Linked DNA regions of Homo sapiens: region 2 is linked to region 1. Evidence: read pairs that join two places in POLR2A ChIA-PET (ENCODE). Cell type or tissue: Panc1. All regions are shown on one strand. Each heading gives the region's core, and the rest is flanking DNA. Links, peaks and the distances in the headings are about the cores only.

What was found. Peaks named below come from ENCODE experiments on the same cell type or tissue, not always from the same donor. Only the 100,000 strongest peaks of a DNase experiment are listed, where the experiment ranks them.
Region 2: POLR2A ChIA-PET joins it to region 1 with 12 read pairs; 2 of 35 experiments call an interaction of 5 or more read pairs at or near these places.

Annotation. Positions count from the first base shown.
Region 1 is chr15:88,965,752-88,974,898 of GRCh38, forward strand. No RefSeq gene overlaps it. Among named protein-coding and RNA genes, the nearest start is that of MFGE8, 57 kb to the left of the region's middle. In Panc1, for the core only: no CTCF peak of the experiment used is centred there; no DNase peak of the experiment used is centred there; H3K27ac peaks cover 1,742 bases.
Region 2 is chr15:89,118,180-89,127,326 of GRCh38, forward strand. The region is part of intron 3 of ABHD2 (abhydrolase domain containing 2, acylglycerol lipase); the gene reads left to right. It also overlaps the pseudogene RNU7-195P. Among named protein-coding and RNA genes, the nearest start is that of ABHD2, 34 kb to the left of the region's middle. In Panc1, for the core only: no CTCF peak of the experiment used is centred there; DNase peaks (open chromatin) are centred at 1,734 and 1,982; H3K4me3 peaks cover 259 bases.

The DNA.
Region 1 (9,147 bases), core at 326-8,325:
CTTTTTTGTTGTGACATTATCTAAATTTGGTATCAGGGTTATGCTGGCCTTGTTAAATGAGTTATGAAAAATTCCCTCCACTTGAATTTTTTGGAGTCATTTGAGAATAATTGTTATTAATTCTTCTTTAAAGGTTCAGTAGAATTCAGAAGTGAAATCATCCAGTCCTGGATTTTTCTTTGTTGGGAGACTTTTTATTACTGACTCAATCTTATTACTTGTTATTGGTCTGTTCAGGTTTTCTATTTCTCCTTGGTTTAATCTTGGTAGGTTGTATGTGTCCAGGAAATTATCCCTTTCCTCTATGTTTTTTAATTTATTGGCATATATTTGTTCATATTAGTCCCTAATGATCCTTATTTCTGTGGTATCCATTATGACATCTCCTTTTTCATTTCTGTTTTTATTCATGTATCCTCTCATTTTTTCTTCATCTAGCGAATAGTTTGTCCATTTTTTATCTTTCCAGAAAACCAACTTTTTGTTTTGTTGGTCTTTTGTATTATATCTTTTTTTTTTTTTTTTTTTTGAGGTGGAGTCTCGCTCTTTTGCCCAGGCTGGAGTGCAGTGGTACAATCTCAGCTCAATGCAACCTCCGCCCCCTAGGTTCAAGCAATTCTTCTGCCTCAGTCACCCAAGTAGCTGGAATTACAGGCACCTGCCACCATGCCCAGCTAATTTTTGTATTTTTAGTAGAGATGAGCTTTTACCATGTTTGGCCAGGCTGGTCTCAAACACCTGACCTCAGGTGATCCACCTGCCTCGGCCTCCCAAAGTGCCGGGATTACAGGAGTGAGACACCGTGCCCAGCTGTATTATTTCTTTAGTCTCAATTTTCTTTATTTCTGCTCTGATCTTTATTATTTCTTTCCTTCTAGTTTTGAGTCTGGCTTGTTCGTGCTTTTCTAGTTCCTTGAGTTGCATTATTAGGTGGTTTCTTTGAAATCTTTCTAGCTTTTTGATGTAGACCTTTATTGCTATCAACTTGCCTCTTAATAGTTTTTCTGCTGAGTCCCATAGGTTTTGTTTTGTTTTTTGTTTGTTTGTTTGTTTTTTGTTTTTTGTTTTTGTTTTAGACGGAGTCTCTCTCTGTCGCCCTGGCTGGAGTGCACTGGTGTGATCTGGGCTCACTGCAACCTCCACCTCCCGGGTTCAACTGATTCTCCCGCCTCAGCCTCCTGAGTAGCTGGGATTATAGGCGGGTGCCATCACGCCCAGCTACTTTTTGTATTTTTAGTAGAGACAGGGTTTCACTGTATTGGCCAGACTGGTCTCAAACTCCTGACCTCAAGTGATCCACCCACCTTTCCCTCCCAAACTGCTGGGATTACAGGCATGCACCACCATGCCCAGCTTGGTATGTTGTGTTTTTATTTGTTGCAATAAATTTTAAAATTTTGTTCATTTCAAGTTCCTTTTTTTGTTTTTTATTTGAGATGGAGTCTCACTCTGTCTCCCAGGCTGGAGTTCAGTGGCGCGATCTTGGCTCACTGCAAGCTCTGCCTCCCAAGTTCACGCCATTCTCCTGCTTCAGCCTCCCAAGTAGCTGGGACTACAGGTACCTGCCACCACACCCAGCTAATTTTTTTGTATTTTTCGTAGAGATGGGGTTTCACCGTGTTAGCCAGGATGGTTTCAATCTCCTGACCTCGTGACCCACCTGCCTCGGCCTCCCAAAGTGCTGGGATTACAGATGTGAGCCACTGCGCCCAGCCTTAAGTTCCTTCTTTTTAAACTTTTATTTTAGTTCAAGGGGAACATGTGCAGGTTTGTTACACAGGTAAATTGTGTGTCACTGGGGTTTGGTGTCCAAATGAGTTCATCACTCAGGTAATTTTCGACCCTCACCCTCCTCCTACCCTCCCATTTCAAGTAGGCCTTGGTGTCTATTGTTCTCATCTTTGTGTCCATGTATACTCCATGTTCCGTTCCCACTTATAAGTAAGAAGATGTGGTATTTGATTTTCTGTTCCTGTGTTAATTCATTTAGGGTAATGGTCTCCAGCTGTATCCATGTTGCTGCAAAGGACATAATATTGTTTTTGTTTTTAATGGCTGCATAGTATTCCATAGTATAGATGTACCACATTTTCTTTATTCAGTCCACCATTGATGGACATCTAGGTTGATTCTATGTCTTTGCCATTATGAATGATGCTGCAGTGAACTTATGGGTGCATGTGTCTTTTTGGTAAAATGATTTATATTCCTTTGAGTATATACTCAGAAATGGGATTGCTGGGTCGAAATGGTAGTTTTTTATTTTTTTTTTTTGTTTCTGGTTTTGAGACAGGGTCTCTTTCTGTCACCCAAGCTGGAGTGCAGTGTTGTGATCTCAGCTCACTGCAGCCTCCGCCTCCCAGGTTCAAGCAATTCTCCCACCTTAGTGTCCTGAGTACCTGGTACTACAGGCATGCAACACCATGCCTGGCTAATTTTTGTATTTTCTGTAGAGACGTTGTTTCACCATGTTGCTCAGGCAGGTCTTGAACTCCTGACCTCAAATGATCCACCTGCTCTGGCCTCCCAAAGCGTTGGGATTACAGGTGTGAGCCACTGCACCTTGCCCGAAATGGTAGTTTTGTGAGTGTGTGTGTGTGTGTGTGTGTGTGTGTGTGTGTGTGTGTGTGTGTGTATTTGTTTGTTTTTTGAGATGGAGCTTTGCTCTTCCTGCCTAGGCTGGAGTGCAATAGCACCATCTCGGCTCACTGCAACCACCGCCTCCTGGGTTCAAGCAACTCTCCTGCCTCAGCTTCCCAAGTAGCTGGGATTACAGGCATGTGCCACCACACCCAAGTAATTTTATATTTTTAGTAGAGATGGGGTTTCTCCATGTTGGTCAGGTTGATCTTGAACTCCCAAACTCAGGTGATCCACCTGCCTCGGCCTCCCAAAGTGCTGGGATTACAGGCCTGAGCCACTGTGCCCAGCCCCGAAATGATAGTTATTTAAGTTCTTTGAGAAATTTCCAGACTGTTTCCCACAGTGGCTGGACTAAATTCTATTTCCACCAGCAGCGTATAAGCATTCCCTTTTCTCTGCAACCTCACCAATTAAATTTCATTCTTAACGTCTTCCTTTACCCACTGATCATTCAGGAGCATGTCATTTAATTTCCATATATTTGTATAATTTTGAGTGATTTTCTTTTTATTGATTTCAAGTTTTATTCCCTGTATTCAGATAAGACACTGGTACAATTTCAATTTTTAAAACATTTTTGAGACTTGTTTTGTGTCCTAACATGTGGTCAATCCTGGAGACTGTTATATGTGCTGACAAAAAACGCGTGGCTGGATGTAGTGGCTCATGCCTGTAATTCCAGCACTTTGGGAGGCCAGTGTGGGTGGATCACTTGAGATCAGGAGTTCAAGACCAGCCTGGCCTATATGGTGAAACCTGTCTCTACTAAAAATACAAAAATTGGCCAAGTGTGGTGGTGGGTGCCTGTAGTCCCAGCTACTGGGGAGGCTGACAAGGGAATCACTTGAAACTGGGGAGGCAGAGATTGCAGTGAGCCAAGATTGCACCACTGTACTCCAGCCTGGGTGTCAGAGTGAGACTCCATCTCAAAACAAAACAAAACAAAAATATGTATTCTTCGGTTGTTGGGGGAAATGATCCATAAATGTCTGTTAGATCCATTTGGTCTCTGGTGCAGTTTATTTTTCTATTTATTATTTATTTATTCATTTATTTATTTGAGACAGGATTTTGCTGTCACCCAGGCGGGAATGCAGTGGAGTGATCTCAGTTCACTGCAACCTCTGCCTCCCGAGCTCAAGCAATTCTCCAGCCTCAGCCTCCCAAGTAGCTGGGACTACAGGTGTGAACCACCAATGCCAAGTTAATTTTTGTGTATTTTCTAAAGACAGTTGCTCAGGCTGGTCTTGAACTCCTGAACTCAAAGAGTTCCACCTGCCTCGGCCTCCCAAAGTGCTGGGATTACAGGTGTAAGCCACCATGCCTGGTCCCTATGATGTAGTTTAAGTCCAATGTTTCTTTGTTGATTTTCCATCTAGATGATCTGTCCGATGCTGACAGTGGCGTATTGAAGTCCTCAACTGTCATTGTACTGATGTCTATCTCTCCCTGTAAGTCTAATAATATTTGCTTTACATATCTGGGTGTTCTGGTGTTCGGTGCATATATATTTACAACTATTATAGTCTGTTGCTGAATTGATCCCTTTATTATTATATAATGTTCTTCTTTGTATCTTTTTACAGCTTTTGACTTGAAATCTGTTTTGTCTGATATAAGTATAGCTACTCCTGTTTGCTTGTGGTTTCCATTTGCATGGAATATCTTTTTTTATTCCTTTACTTTCAACCTATGTGTGTCTTTACAGGTGAGGTGAGTTTGTTGTAGGTAGCATATAGTTGGGTCTTGTCTTTTTTATCCTTTCAGACAGTCTATATCTTTTAAATTGAGAATTGATTTTGTTTACATTCAGGGTTAGGTTATTATTGATAGATAAGGACTTACTCTTCTCATTTTATTTATTGTTTTCTGGTTGTTTTATATATCCTTTGTTCCTTACTTCCTCTCATATTGTTTATTTTTATGGTTGGGTGGTTTTCTGTAACAGTAAGATTTTAGTCCATTCTCTTTCTCTTTTCTATATCAGCCTTACCAATGAGTTTTGTAGTTTCATACGCATCATGGTGGTTGTTACCTTTTCACTTCCAGATGCAAGACTCTCTTGAGTATCTCTTTTGAGGTCAGTCTAGTGGTGATGAATCCCCTTAGTTTTTGCTTGTCTGTGAAAGATTTTATTTCTCCTTCATTTCTGAAGGATAGCTAATCTGAGTATAATATTCTTGGCTGGCAGGTTTTTGTTCTTTCAGTACTTTGAATATATCATCCCATTCTCTCCCAGCCTGTAAGGTTTCTACTAAGAAATCCACTGTTAGTCTAATGGCGGTTGCCTTATATGTGACTTGATGCTTTTCTCTTGCTGCTTGTAGAATTCTGTCTTTGTCTTTGACTTTTGGTAATTTTACTATACTGTGCCACAGAGAGGACCTGTTTGGATTGAATCTATTTAGGGTTCTTTGAGCTTCCTGTACCTGGATGTTCATCTCTCTCTCAAGACTTGAGAAATTTTTAGCTAGTATTTCAAAATAAAGCTAAAATAGCCGCCGAGCCGCACCCACCCAGAACTCGCGCTGGCCCGCGAGTGCCACGTGCAGCCCCAGTTCCTGCCCACACCTCTCCCTCACACCTCCCCACAAGCAGAGAGAGCCGGCTCCGGCCTCGGCCAGCCCAGAGAGGGGCTCCCAGAGTGCAGCAGCGGGCTGAAGGGCTCCTCAAGCGTGGCCAGAGCGGACGCCGAGGCCAAGGAGGTGCTGAGAGGGAGCGAGGGCTGCTAGCACATTGTCACATCTCAGCACCACTGCACTCCATCCTGGGCGACAGAGCGAGACTCCATCTCAAAAAAAAAAAAAGAAGAAGAAGGGCCCTGTATTAGTCCACTTTCACACTACTGATAAAGATATATCCAAGACTGGGCAATTTACAAAAGAAAGAGGTTTACTGGACTTACAGTTCCACATGGCTGAGAAGGCCTCACAATCATGGTGGAAGGCAAGGAGAAGCAAGTCACATCTTAGATGGATGGCAGCAGGCAAAAAAGGAGCTTGTCAGGGCAACTCCCATTTTAAAAACCATCAGATCTCATGAGATCCATTCACTATCACGAGAACAGCACTGGAAAGACCCATCCCCATAATTCAGTCATCTCCCACCGGGTCCCTCCCACAACATGTGGGACTCATGGAAGCTATAAGATGAAATTTGGATGGCCGGGTACAGTGGCTCATGCCTGTAATCCTAGCAATTTGGGAGGCCGAGGTGGGTGGATTGCCTGAGCTCAGGAGTCTGAGACCAGCCTGGGCAACACGGTGAAACCCCATCTCTACTAAAATACAAAAAAAAAAAAAAGAAATTAACCAGGCGTGGCAGTCTGGGCCTGTAGTCCCAGCTACTTGGGAGGCTGAGGCAGGAAAATTGCTAGAACCCCGGAGGCGAAGGTTGTGATGAGCCGAGATCATGCCACTGCACTCCAGCCTGGGCAACAGAGCAAGACTTCATCTCAAAAAAAAAAAAAAAAAAAAAAAAAAAAAAATGAAATTTGGGTGGGAACAAAGAGCCAAACCATATCAGGCCCTATGAGCTGGTGAAACTTAAACTGGTCCTTGAAGCAGAGAAAAAAGAAGAGGGTCTTCCAAGGGGGAGGATCAGTAATAGCCAAGGCAGGAGGCAGGTATGAGTTCCGTATGTTTAGAGTCCTAGTTCAGCTAGAGCAGAAAGACTTGCCTGAGGTCATGATGGGAGAAGAGGCTGAAAGGCTGAAAGCTCAAGGGGCCTTAAGGTCCTGGCAATGGGAAGCCATGAGTCATGCCTTGGTAGGATGGCTTGGGAAGGACCAGAGAGGGAAGCAGGATGCCAGCTTGGAAACTAACCAAGCAATGAGAATGTGGTAACCTGGGCTCATCAAAATACTCAAACACAATGTACTCTAAATACAAAACAATTTTTTTTTTTTTTTGAGACGGAGTCTTGCTCTGTCACCCAGGCTGGAGTGCAGTGGCGCAATCCCTGCTCACTGCAAACTCAGCCTCCCAGGTTCGCAGCATTCTCCTGCCTCAGCCTCCCAAGTAGCTGGGACCACAGGCGCCCACCACCACGCCCGGCTAATTTTTTGTGTTTTAGTAGAGACGGAGTTTCACCGTGTTAGCCAGGATGGTCTCGATCTCCTGACCTCGTGTTCTGCCCACCTCGGCCTCCCAAAGTGCTGGGATTACAGGTGTGAGCCACCGCGCCCGGCCTCTAAATACAAAAATTTAACTGAGCATGGTAGTGTGCACCTGTAGTCCTAGCTACTCAGGAGGCTGAGGCACAAGAATCCCTTGAACCCGAGCGGCAGAAGTTGCATTGAGCTGAGATTGAGCCACTGCACTCCAGCCTGGGTGACAGAGCAACACCCCATCTCAATAAATTAAAAAAAAAAAAAAAAAGTGAGAAAGCACTCCACAGGGTGGGAGTGGGCTGGAGCAAGTGGCTGAAGGGCCCAGTTACAAAGTTTTCTGGGTGTTAAATACTCCATTTGAGGTCCCTGTCAGCTACTCCTGATCTGGATGAAGGATTTGGCCTGTGGCTAATTAAAGGCTGAGGTGAACTGGCGCCCCTTGCAGATGAAGGGATGGCCCGTGCTTGGCCTGCTGCCAATTCAAGGCACTCTCTCTTTCCATCTGAGACGTGGTGGAAGGGGGAGGGGTGTAGGGAGAGTAGCCTTTGACCCTTTGCTACTCAGGTGGTGGTTGGGGGCGGGGGTGGGGTTCCTTTTGGTTCAGCTGTAGGAAGTTGGTGTTAACTGCATTTAGGGTCCCTGCCCCAGACCCAGGTGTTTTTCCCTTTTGATGCAGCTTTAGGAAATTATCGTGAATTGGTCTCAGATTCCCTGCCCCCAGACCTTGTGTTTTCCCTCGATTCAGCTTTAGGAAGTCAGCACCAACTGGCCTTAAGTTGCCTGCTTCCAGACCCTATTCTCCTGCCTCAGTGGGGGAGGTTTCTCATGACTGATATAGTGTCATCCCCTTGGTACTGCCCTCATGATAGTGAGTGAGTTCCCGCGAGATCTGGCCATTTGCGTGGCACTCCCTCATCTCTCTCTTGCTCCAGCTCTGCCCATGTGACCTGCCTACTGCCTCTTCACCTTCCACCAAGATAGTAAGTTTCCTGAGGCCTCCCTGGAAGCAGAGCAGATGCTAGCACATTGTTTCCTGTACAGCCTATAGAACCAAGACCCAATTAAAGCTCTTTTCTGGCCGGGCACAGTGGCTCACTCCTGTAATCCCAGCACTTTGGGAGGCTGAGGCGGGCAGATCACAAGGTCAGCAGTTCGAGACCAGCCTGGCGAACATGGTGAAACCCCCGTCTGTAAAATACTAAAAATACAAAAATTAGCCAGGCATGGTGGCAGGCGCCTGTAACTCCAGCTACTCCGGAGGCTGAGGCAGGAGAATTGCTTGAACCCAGGTTGCAGTGAGCCAAGATCACACCATTGCACTCCAGCCTGGGCGACAGAGCGAGACTCTGTCTCAAAACATAAAATAAAATAAAAATAAATAAATAAAGCTCTTTTCTTTATAAATTACCCAGTCTCAGGTATTTCTTTTGAGCAATGCAAGAATGGCCTAATACATGAACATTCAAAATCCTCCCTTCTAGCTTTATGAAAATATTAAATATATATATATATAGTTGGCTGGGCACAGTGGCTCACACCTGTAATCCCAGCATTTTGGGAGGCCAAGGCAGGTGGATCACGAGGTCAGGAGATCAAGACCATCCTGGCTACCACAGTGAAACCCCATCTCTACTAAAAATACAAAAATTAGCTCGGCATGGTGGCACGTGCCTGTAGTCCCAGCTACTCAGGAGGCTGAGGCAGGAGAATCGCTTGAACCCAGAAGGCAGAGGTTGAAGTGAGCCGAGATCACGCCACTGCACTCCAGCCTGGGTGATAGAGCAAGATTCCGTCTCAAAAAAATAAATTAAATAAATAAATAAATAGATAGATAGATAGATATAGTTAATCATATTCACCCTATAGGGCTGCAGAAAACCAGAACTCATTGCTCCTATCTAGCGGTAATTTTGTATCCATTAACCAACCTCTCACCGTCTGCCCTGTAGGAAAACAGCCTGTTGCTTGGCAAGAAGGATACCATTTTGAAGTGAAACTGCCATAATGAGTAATGTTTGACTTCTGCTTCTGCAGCAAGGTCTTTAAACAATGTACATAGCATAGATTACCCCTCACAAAGAAGCAATGCCTATAACATAGATAACCCCTCATAAGAATGTTTAACCTCCTCCTCAGTGGTTACAAATTTCGCAAGAAAGTCTGAAGCATGACCAGCAGCATGCTTTATCAAGAAAGCTTGCTTTATAAAGGATATTTTTCAGCCAGGCACAGTGGCTCACGGCTGTAATCCCAGCACTTTGAGAGGCTGAGGTAGGAGGATTGCTTGAGCCCAAGAGTTTGAGACCAGCCTTGGCAACATGGTGAGACCTCATCTCTACATTTAAAAAAAATTAGCTGGGCATGGTGGCACACACCTGTGGTCTCAGCTACTC
Region 2 (9,147 bases), core at 314-8,313, 150 kb after region 1:
TTTTTTTCTTTCTTTTTTTTTTGAGACAGAGTCTCACTCTGTCACCCGGGCTGGAGTGCAGTAGCATGATCTCAGCTCACTGTAACCTCTGCTTCCCAGGTTCAAGCGATTCTCCTACCTTAGCCTCCCCAGTAGCTGGGACTACGTGCCACCACGCCCAGCTAATTTTTGTATTTTTTGGTAGAGACGGGGTTTCACCATGTTGGCCAGGCTGGTCTTGAACTCCTGACCTCAGGTAATCTGCCAGCCTCAAAAGTGCTGGGATTACAAGCATGAGCCACGGCGCTCGGCCTGAATTTTTTTTAATACTTAATTTAGATCAATAACTTCGACTGTTACTGAAATTTGCACTCACTTTCAGCTTACAGTTTGGGTAGGACTGCTAGACCCAGTTCTTTTGTCATCTCATTCTTAGAGAGCTCTTGAAAACCAAAGTATTTAAAACCCTGCAAGTTTCTGTGCAGATGAGTGCAAATTTCCACCCAGCATTGGTTCCTGAGTAATTAGAGGAAGGAAGCCATGCAAAAGCTGCTATTGCCCAGGCTCCAGAAAAACATCATGTAAGGTTTGATTCCATACTAATTGTTCAAAGTGTAAAAGAAAGCTGACTGTGGCAGTTTTTACCTCCTTTTCTTTTTTTTCCTTTTAAAAATAATCCAGAGACATTAAGCCCAACAGTTTCTCTTTGCTTTTTTCCCTCTCTAGCACATTTTCTTGATGAGTCTAAGGTGTGACCTCTACTGAAATGGCTCCCACCCACCTCCTCCTATGGAAGTGGATCCCCAGCCCCATCTCCTTGGACCTCGTGGCTGTGTTTAGAAAATTAGCATCAGCCTAAGCCAGGGGCATCAGCATGGAGCCCCCTGGTCATTGGCTGATTGCCACCCTCTCTCCTGGTGAAGCCCGAACTAGGGAGTGGTGGAGGTCAGCCTAAGTTAAAGGCAAACCTGATGATTGTTTATGACTTAGCTATGGTTTGAAGGTGTATGTGAAGGGACAAATTCTCCAGAACCAATTTCCTTCCAAAGCCTCTCCCTTTGATGATAGGACCAGCCCTCTTAGAGCATGTTGGAGCATTACTTAAGCAGCTAAATTCTAAACACCCGAGCAATCTGACTTGAACATGACAAATGACTAAAGGGCAAAAGGATTCACTTTATTGCCCCCCCATCCTTCAACTCACCTCTTATTTCTGATTTAGATTCTAATTTTAGGAATCACTGTATCCTGTGTTCATGTCTCATATCACCAAAATGTTTTCACATTACCACTCTCTTTTGTCCGCGTTACTACTGCATTTGAAATTTGTTGAGTACCTTTCATAGACGTTATGCCATTCAGTCTTACCAACCTTAAGGTTGGATTCATTTTTCCTTTCATTTTAGGGATGAGGAAACTGGGAGTAGCAGAGAGGGAAACTGAACTCAAACTGGAGTGTGACACCAGGTTGGCTGCCTTCCTATCTCTGGGGAAGTGAACAGGGACTTTTCTTGGGTACAAGTGAGAGAACTGAGGCAGAGGCCAGCCCCTGATGATGACAGCCCCTGGGTGACCTTTGATTCCCATCTGACCCTCTTTCTGTTTCTGTCACTCCACTGGAAGCTACTGTCCCCCATAGTCTTTTTCTGTGTCACATGACTATAACAACCTCCCATGTGTTGAAAGCTAAGGGCAGGAAACACGTCTGTTATGAGGGAAAGTGCTTCTCCTGGGACTTTGAAGATTTTTTTCCTACAAGGAAGCCTGTCTGCAGCCTTCACAAGCACTCGCCTAGGCTGGAAAGTTCTGTTAACTGATTTACAACAAGCTGTGAATATTAGTCAGTAATCCTGACCGCGGGTAGCTGGTTATGATGACATGCGCGGAATCAGGACGTGTCTTCTTACTGTTCTGGTATAGAAAAAAAGTTGATGAAAGGTGAACATCGAAAGCATGCTCGAGGAGCAGGGATTACTGTTTTCCCCCTCAGCATTAAAGTCAATTTGAAAATCTGTTCTAAGATGATTTACCCAAAGATACATTATAAATTAATCTTTTAATGTCTGGAGGAAAACTTTGCTTCAGTGGGATGTTATGTCTCCTGTTCTCTTAGAAACAGATCAATATTTACCTAGTGATTCATTTTTTGTTCTCATGAAGTGTTTACTTTTAGTGAAACAAGCAGACGCCCAGTTCGGAATTATGACAAAAATCTAGATAGTCATACAAATCTTTTTTTTTCAATAAAAACTTTGATGCATATTCATTTTTTTAAATGGAAAAGGTAGAGCACACAAAAATTATCTATAAATGTTATAGCTCTTTCTTTTTTCTTTTTTGAGACAGAGTCTCACTCTGTTGCCTAGGCTGGAGTACAGTGGCGCAATCTCAAATCTCGGTTCACTGCAACTTCTGCCTCACGGGTTCAAGTGATTCTCCTACCTCAGCCTCCTGAGTAGCTGGGATTACAGGCGCATGCCACCACACCCAGCTAATTTTTGTATTTTTAATAGAGATGGGGTTTCACCCTGTTGGTCAGGCTGGTCTTGAACTGTTGACCTCGTGATCCGCCCGCCTCGGCCTTCCAAAGTGCTGCGATTACAGGCGTGAGCCACCACACTGGCCCTATAGCTCTTTTGGAATTTGTCTAACAGGTTTTTCAGTTTTTAGCAGAAAACCTCCCACGTGAAAAAAAAAATTATAATTCTACCCAGAGATAATGCACTATTAATATGTGGGCAATCATCCCTGTGGTTTTCCTTCTCCTTATACTTGCCCCCACAAAATCACGGTGATAGATATTGTTTAGTAACCTGCTTTCACCAAACCATGATGAACGTTGCCATGAACATTCACCCATGCTGCTACCTGTCTACTCACGTTTGACTTTTTTATAGCTTCAGAATTCTGTCATTCATTCAAATTTCCTGATGGCTGCTGGCAACAGTTGGGCAGAGAAAGAGCTTTGAATTGAAATTTGAACTAGGATGCAAACCTAGGTCTTCTACCTCTAAACTGGCCACAGAACCCTGGATAAAATGATAGCCCCTCTGGTCCTTGGTTTCCTTCTATGTAAAATGAAATAGGTGTGTCTCCCATGGTGCCCTTCAGCACGGACATCTTCTGATTCTGGTACCCTTGCTTTGTTAGCAAACATCAGAGTGGTCTTTTTAGGGGAAGGACCCTGGGAGAGGGTCCCTGACTGCAGGGTAAAGAGACTGGTTTTCTTGTGTGCTTGTCTTCTTCTAACTATTCCCAGCCCCCGTACTCCTGGACAGGCTGGCACTGTCTCCCTTTGGCTTTTTTTTTTTTAAGTACTTTTTAAAGCTATCATTTACATACAGTAAAATATACAAATCTTAAGTATATAGCTCAGGGGCTTTGTGTATGTATTCAGCTGTGTAACTACCAGTCCCTTGGGTGTTTACAAAAGTGTACTATGACCTCCCTGCCTCTGACCTACCCATCTGTCATAATACTACTCGAGTTGGCTTCCTCAAGCAGGCCAGCAGCCGAGGCATGAACCTACCTGTCCAGCCTCATTACTCACAGCATTCTCTCATTGCCTGTGAAGTACCTGACCTTTGGGCTGTTGTTTCCCCACTATCCCAGATCCCCTCTTTTTTCTCAGCACCAAAATGCCTCTTATCCTATAAGAAAACTTAAATAGCATCAATTCTGCTTTTAAGAGACAGAGTCTCACTCTGTTGCCCAGGCTGGAGTGCAGTAGTGCAATCGTAACTCACCGTAACCTCAAACTCCTGAGCTCAAGCTATCCTCCTGCCTGTCTCCCAAGTAGCTGGGACTACAGGTGGGCACCACAACACCCAGCTAATTTTTAAAATTTTTTTTATAGAGACAGAGCCCCATTATGTTGCCCAGTCTGGTCTCAAACTCCTGGCCTTAAGCCATCCTTCCACCTTGGCCTCCCAAAGCGCTGGGATTTCAGGTGGGAGCCCCTGTGCCCTGCCTTAAATAGCATCAGTTCTGAGATACTATTCTCTAACTTGCCGCCCTACTCCTCTTTAGCCAGAATGAGCCCTTCTTCCATCTTCCTACCATGTTTCCCCAACATATAACTTCTGTGTCCGTTTAAAATGTTCCATCTTGTTTTATGAGAATTTGTGTCTCTTTTCTTTATCACTGGAATATACACCCCAAATCAAGAGCCGCATACCTGGGGAGACAGAACAGGATTCCTGGTGGTTCCAAATCTCAAGTACAATGCCATTCTGTATCTTGTTTTCCATAAACAGGTGTAAGTGAACGATGTTCTCATTTTGGCAGACGCCATGTGTGCCTGCCCAGGAGAAACAAACTGCACTGTATCCGGCTTGTTCAATGGTGCTCTAGGGAATCAGGTGTACCTTCAGCTCTGACAGAGCTTTGTTGATCTGGGAAGGCTCTACCCTGTTTCTGGAAGAAGATGGATTGCTTATGGTCTTAAATTAAGGCAGGACAACCCCAGGCATATGCATAATGGCAGTTCACAGCCTCCACCCTTCCCTCTGGGCCTGGCTGAAGTTTTCATCACCAGGTCCCGGTTGGGAAGTAGAGACAGGCAGCAGGTGCCCTGTCTCTGGAAGCCTGCTATTAAAATGTACATACTGCCCTGTGGGAAGCCAGGCTGCTGCTTTTTCACTCGTTAGCAAGCTTGCCAGTATGGGCTGTCTTATAGCTAAAGATGAAGGCATTTAGGAGGAGTGTGATGGAGGACTTGGCTAATAGGCCGAAAAACAGAGAGTTGAGTTGTCTTCACTGGATCCAAGAGACATCTAGAAGCCCCTGCAGAGTCCAGAGAAGGGAGGCAGTATGATGAAAACCACAGCCACATGTATGTGGGTACTTTCTTCCCCAGAGATGCAAAGGTAATCGCTTTCTTCTGCAACCAGCTGCCACCTGTATTAAAAAGAACTGGACATTATTGTTCTCTGTGGATTTGAGAGACACCTGAAACTTAGGGGTGAGGGGCATACCCACTAACACCAAGCCAAAAATTACAGTTGGCTCTCCTATGCCATGGTGCCCTCTCTGGACGTGTCCGCCTGGAAGCTGCTTCAGGTAGTCATAAGAGAATGGGAGGAGCCCTGTGGCCCTTCCATAGACCATAATGGATTCATCTCCGGTGGTTTTCCCTTTTTCTCTTCACTCACCGGAGTACAAGCTCCAAACGGAAATCCAATTGGAATGCTGTTCTCATCATAATGTGTCCAAACCTTTAGTTTCCTGCCAATTAGTCATCCATCAGCCTTGGTTAGTGAGCATTTGAGGATCTACTTCTCTGAGACTCATCGTGGGGAGGCATTTGTAAAAGATCAGTTTTTCAAGCTTTTTAATTACGGAAGTTTTCTAGAGGCACTTTTTAAAAATCAGTTTCCTCACAAATGTGCTTCCTAGTTATTTCTCTTTTTTTTTCTCCTTTCTTTCTTTCTTTCTTTTTTTTTTTTTTTTTTTTTTGAGACAATGTCTCACTCTATTACCCAGGTTGGAGTACAATGGCACAATCATGGCTCATTGTAGCCTCAACCTGCTGGGCTCAAGAGATCCTCCCATCTCAGCCTCACAAGTGTCTGGAACCAAAGGTCCACACCACCATGGCTGGCTAATTTTTAAAAATATATTTGTAAAGACAGGGTCTCACCTGTGTCACCATGTTGTACAAGCTGGTCTTAAACCCCTGGGCTAGCGATCCTCCAGCCTCAGCCTCCCAAAGTGCTGGGGTTATAGGTGTGAGCCACCACACCCAGCCCCTAATTATTTCTAATAAAGCAGAGCAAATCTACTTTTGATTTTTCTCTCAAACAGTACCAACTCCCTCTCTATTGCTGTTGTACATACTTCTTAACAGTAAATATCCATTTTTCTTTTATCTGCCCCAAATAAGAGCTCAGTTCTGTGTGTACGAACACTATATTTGTCATAGATATGCAAAATATGCTATTTTTGTCCTAGTGTACCAAGGAAGTATTAAATAATTAGAAATACACTACAGAAAAGCACTCATTCAAATCTCTCTGATAGTGCAATATATGGAGTTATTTTCTGGATCTAAAGAGCACGGGACTCCATATATGAAACGGCCACTTCTTCCATTTTCTTTTCTGCCTACTTGTTATAAAGCTGTTTCTTTGCAGAGGCAGTACCAATGCAGAGGCTGGGGTTAGGAGCTTTGAGATGGACAGTTGTTGTTTTCTCAATCTTAAAGCATCAGGCAAATGCAACTTCACACACTCTCTTCCAGTCAGATTGCCACCCTAGGCCCCTCCTAGGTAAAAAAAATTCTGGAACCAGCACAGCTTATTTATTTATAGCAAGTTAAAGCTGAAAAGAATTTCATTATCTTTGACTTAAATTTCTCTTAATTCCCTCTTGCTCACAGACATTCCACATCAGATTTAGATCCTTTCCTTCTTGGCTGAACACTAAAGCTTTGTCCTTTTCACAGGATAAATTCCTAATTGCCAAGAGCCTTAATTCCATCGACCTGATTTTATCTGTTTTAAGAGTTGTGCAGACTGGGCATGGGGGCTCATGCCTGTAATGCCAGCACTTTGGGAGGCTGAGGTGGGTGGATCACGAGGTCAAGAGATCAAGACCATCCTGGCTAACATGGTGAAACCCCGTTTCTACTAAAAATACAAAAATTAGGGCTGGGCGCGGTGGCTAACACCTGTAATCCCAGCACTTTGGGAGGCCAAGGCAGGCGGATCACCTGAGGTCAGGAGTTCGAGACCAGCCTGGCCAACATGGTGAAACCCCGTCTCTACTAAAAATACAAAAATTGGCCGGGCATGGTGGCAGGTGCCTGTAATCCCAGCTAATCGGGAGGCTGAGGCAGGAGAATTGCTTGAACCCAGGAGGTGGAGGTTGCAGTGAGCTGAGATCGTGCCATTGCACTCCAGCCTTGGGGACAAGAGTGAGACTTTGTCTCAAAAAAAAAAAAACCAGTTAGTTGGGCATGGTGGCACATGCCTGTAGTCCCAGCTACTGAGGAGGCTGAGGCAGAAGAATCACTTGAACCTGTGAGGCAGAGGTTGCAGTGAGCCGACATTGCGCCACTGCACTCCAGCCTGGCGACAGAGGGAGACTCCATGTCAAAAAAAAAAAAAGAGTTGTGCAAATATTTCTTTGGATATTTCTGGTAAACTATTAACAAGTGATTGGCAGAACTGTAGTGTTCTGATGTGCTTATTTTGTAGCCACCAGACCTTCAGAGCATATTCACCTGCAAACTTATATTGTTAGAAAATTCCTGAAAAATGGAAGACTCAAAATCATCTTGATTGAGGCTAAATATTAAGGGCTAGCCTCAATAAGTCAAACTTTTAGGCAATTTCATCTTAAAATTGCTCATGTTTCTGGTGAAATAGCCCAAACCAAAACTGTCAAAGTAAGAAAGTTAAACTGCTGACTCTGGGACACTCTTTTATTACTTGGCTGACCAAACATTCCAGTTTGCTCAGGACTGGGGCATGGGACTGTCAGTACTAATACCGGGGAATTCCAGGGCAAACAGGGATAAGTTGTTCACCCTCTCAACTACTCACTATCTTGGATGTTGCCTGCCTGCCCTGTCTCTGCTGTAGCAGGTCATTTATGCAAGGGGCCAGCCACATCAGGAAGAAAAGTGCCGCCATCTTTGAGGTCTCCTATATTGAATCAAGATCACCAAGTCTGAGTCTGCTGCAGAATTCATCCACCTTCTCTAACCTAGATACAGATTGTAGCTTCTTCTTAGAGACTTTATGCCTTCTTATAGGAATTGCCGAAGCCTGAAAGATCTAAAAAAAGGTTCGGAATCCAAAATAGTCAAGACTCCCGTGATTTAGTTCAGATGGAAAAAGGCTCATCCTTTATGTGCCGAGCATTCTTTAAAACAACCAATTCTGGTTTCCAAAAATGTATGACCCTTATACCGCCCTATTCATCATACCTGAGTTTACTCTTCAGGGCCCTACTATGTCTCCAAAAAAGGAGTATATGTCTTCCAAAAGGAAGTATATGCTACAACTGATTCCATCACGTGGTATCAAATTCAGTACATGTGGACGGTAAGTGGGCCTTGGCTCCACGTGTAAGGTCCTGTTTTGAGTCACCCCTCTGTGTCACCCCTTCCCAGACTCGATTTCAGAATCCACCTTGGTTCACCATTCATCCTTAACTTTTAGCTTACACCTCATTTGCTTTACAGGACTTACATGGAATCAGATCTACTTTTATACTCCTTCTCAATGTGTGGTTGACTGAAAATTGCTCCACTATCCGGGAGCAGGAAATGGACCTTGTTTTCTAGAAAGTCTCGAATTTCTAAGGATAGCCAACTTTTATCAGCCTCTCATGTTTTACTGACCCTGTGAATTCAGAGGTTGCCAATTTTGATCTCCACTGTTCTTTTTCTCTGCCTGCTTCTCAGCATGCCCTCCTTCACTATGATAGTACACTTTGTACTACAAAATAGTATATACTTTATGGTAAAATAAAATTAAGACAGTAAACTGACTTGGAAAATATATTCTGGAGGGTAAGTAAGAATTTTTCCTAAACTCTCAGTGCCAGTGTCATGCAGTGATGTGGAGAGTGAAGAGCTGACGGCTGTTTACGCTTTTCTTTGTCTGAAGCAACAGTGAGTGAAGTGACTGGCTTTAGAAGCCCAGTCTTCTTCAGCAGCATCAAGAATACTTCCCTGCAAATGGAGTCTGTTTGGGATCCTGAGCTTTAGGGTCAGAATTTATTAGATGGTGTAATGTTTACTTAAGGAAAGCATTTTCCTGAGTTTATAAGGAAATCTACCCCTCCATGAAATTCTAGAAAGCTATAACTAATACAGAAGGCTGTAGTCCTTGAAGACTTGATTTTATGCATGATTGGATGAGATGCCATTGCTGTTTGCTACCCCATGACTGTCAGTAGTCAGACTGAGAAGTGCCCTCTACCAAGTACCAAGGGCCGGGTACTCCTCAGAGGCCCTCCATCTGCCTGAGGTAGCTGCCTGCAGTGTAGTATCACGGTGAGCCATGGAAATGAGTCAGCCATTGTGGCAGCTTGTGAACCACCCTAACTCTACCTGCTGTCAGTTTCTAATCATAGAGTGAGGGCTCTGGGTCAGCGTGGGTGCATGGCATCAAACCAGATGGCTTAACTTCTGAGGTAGCCATTATAAGAGTCTGT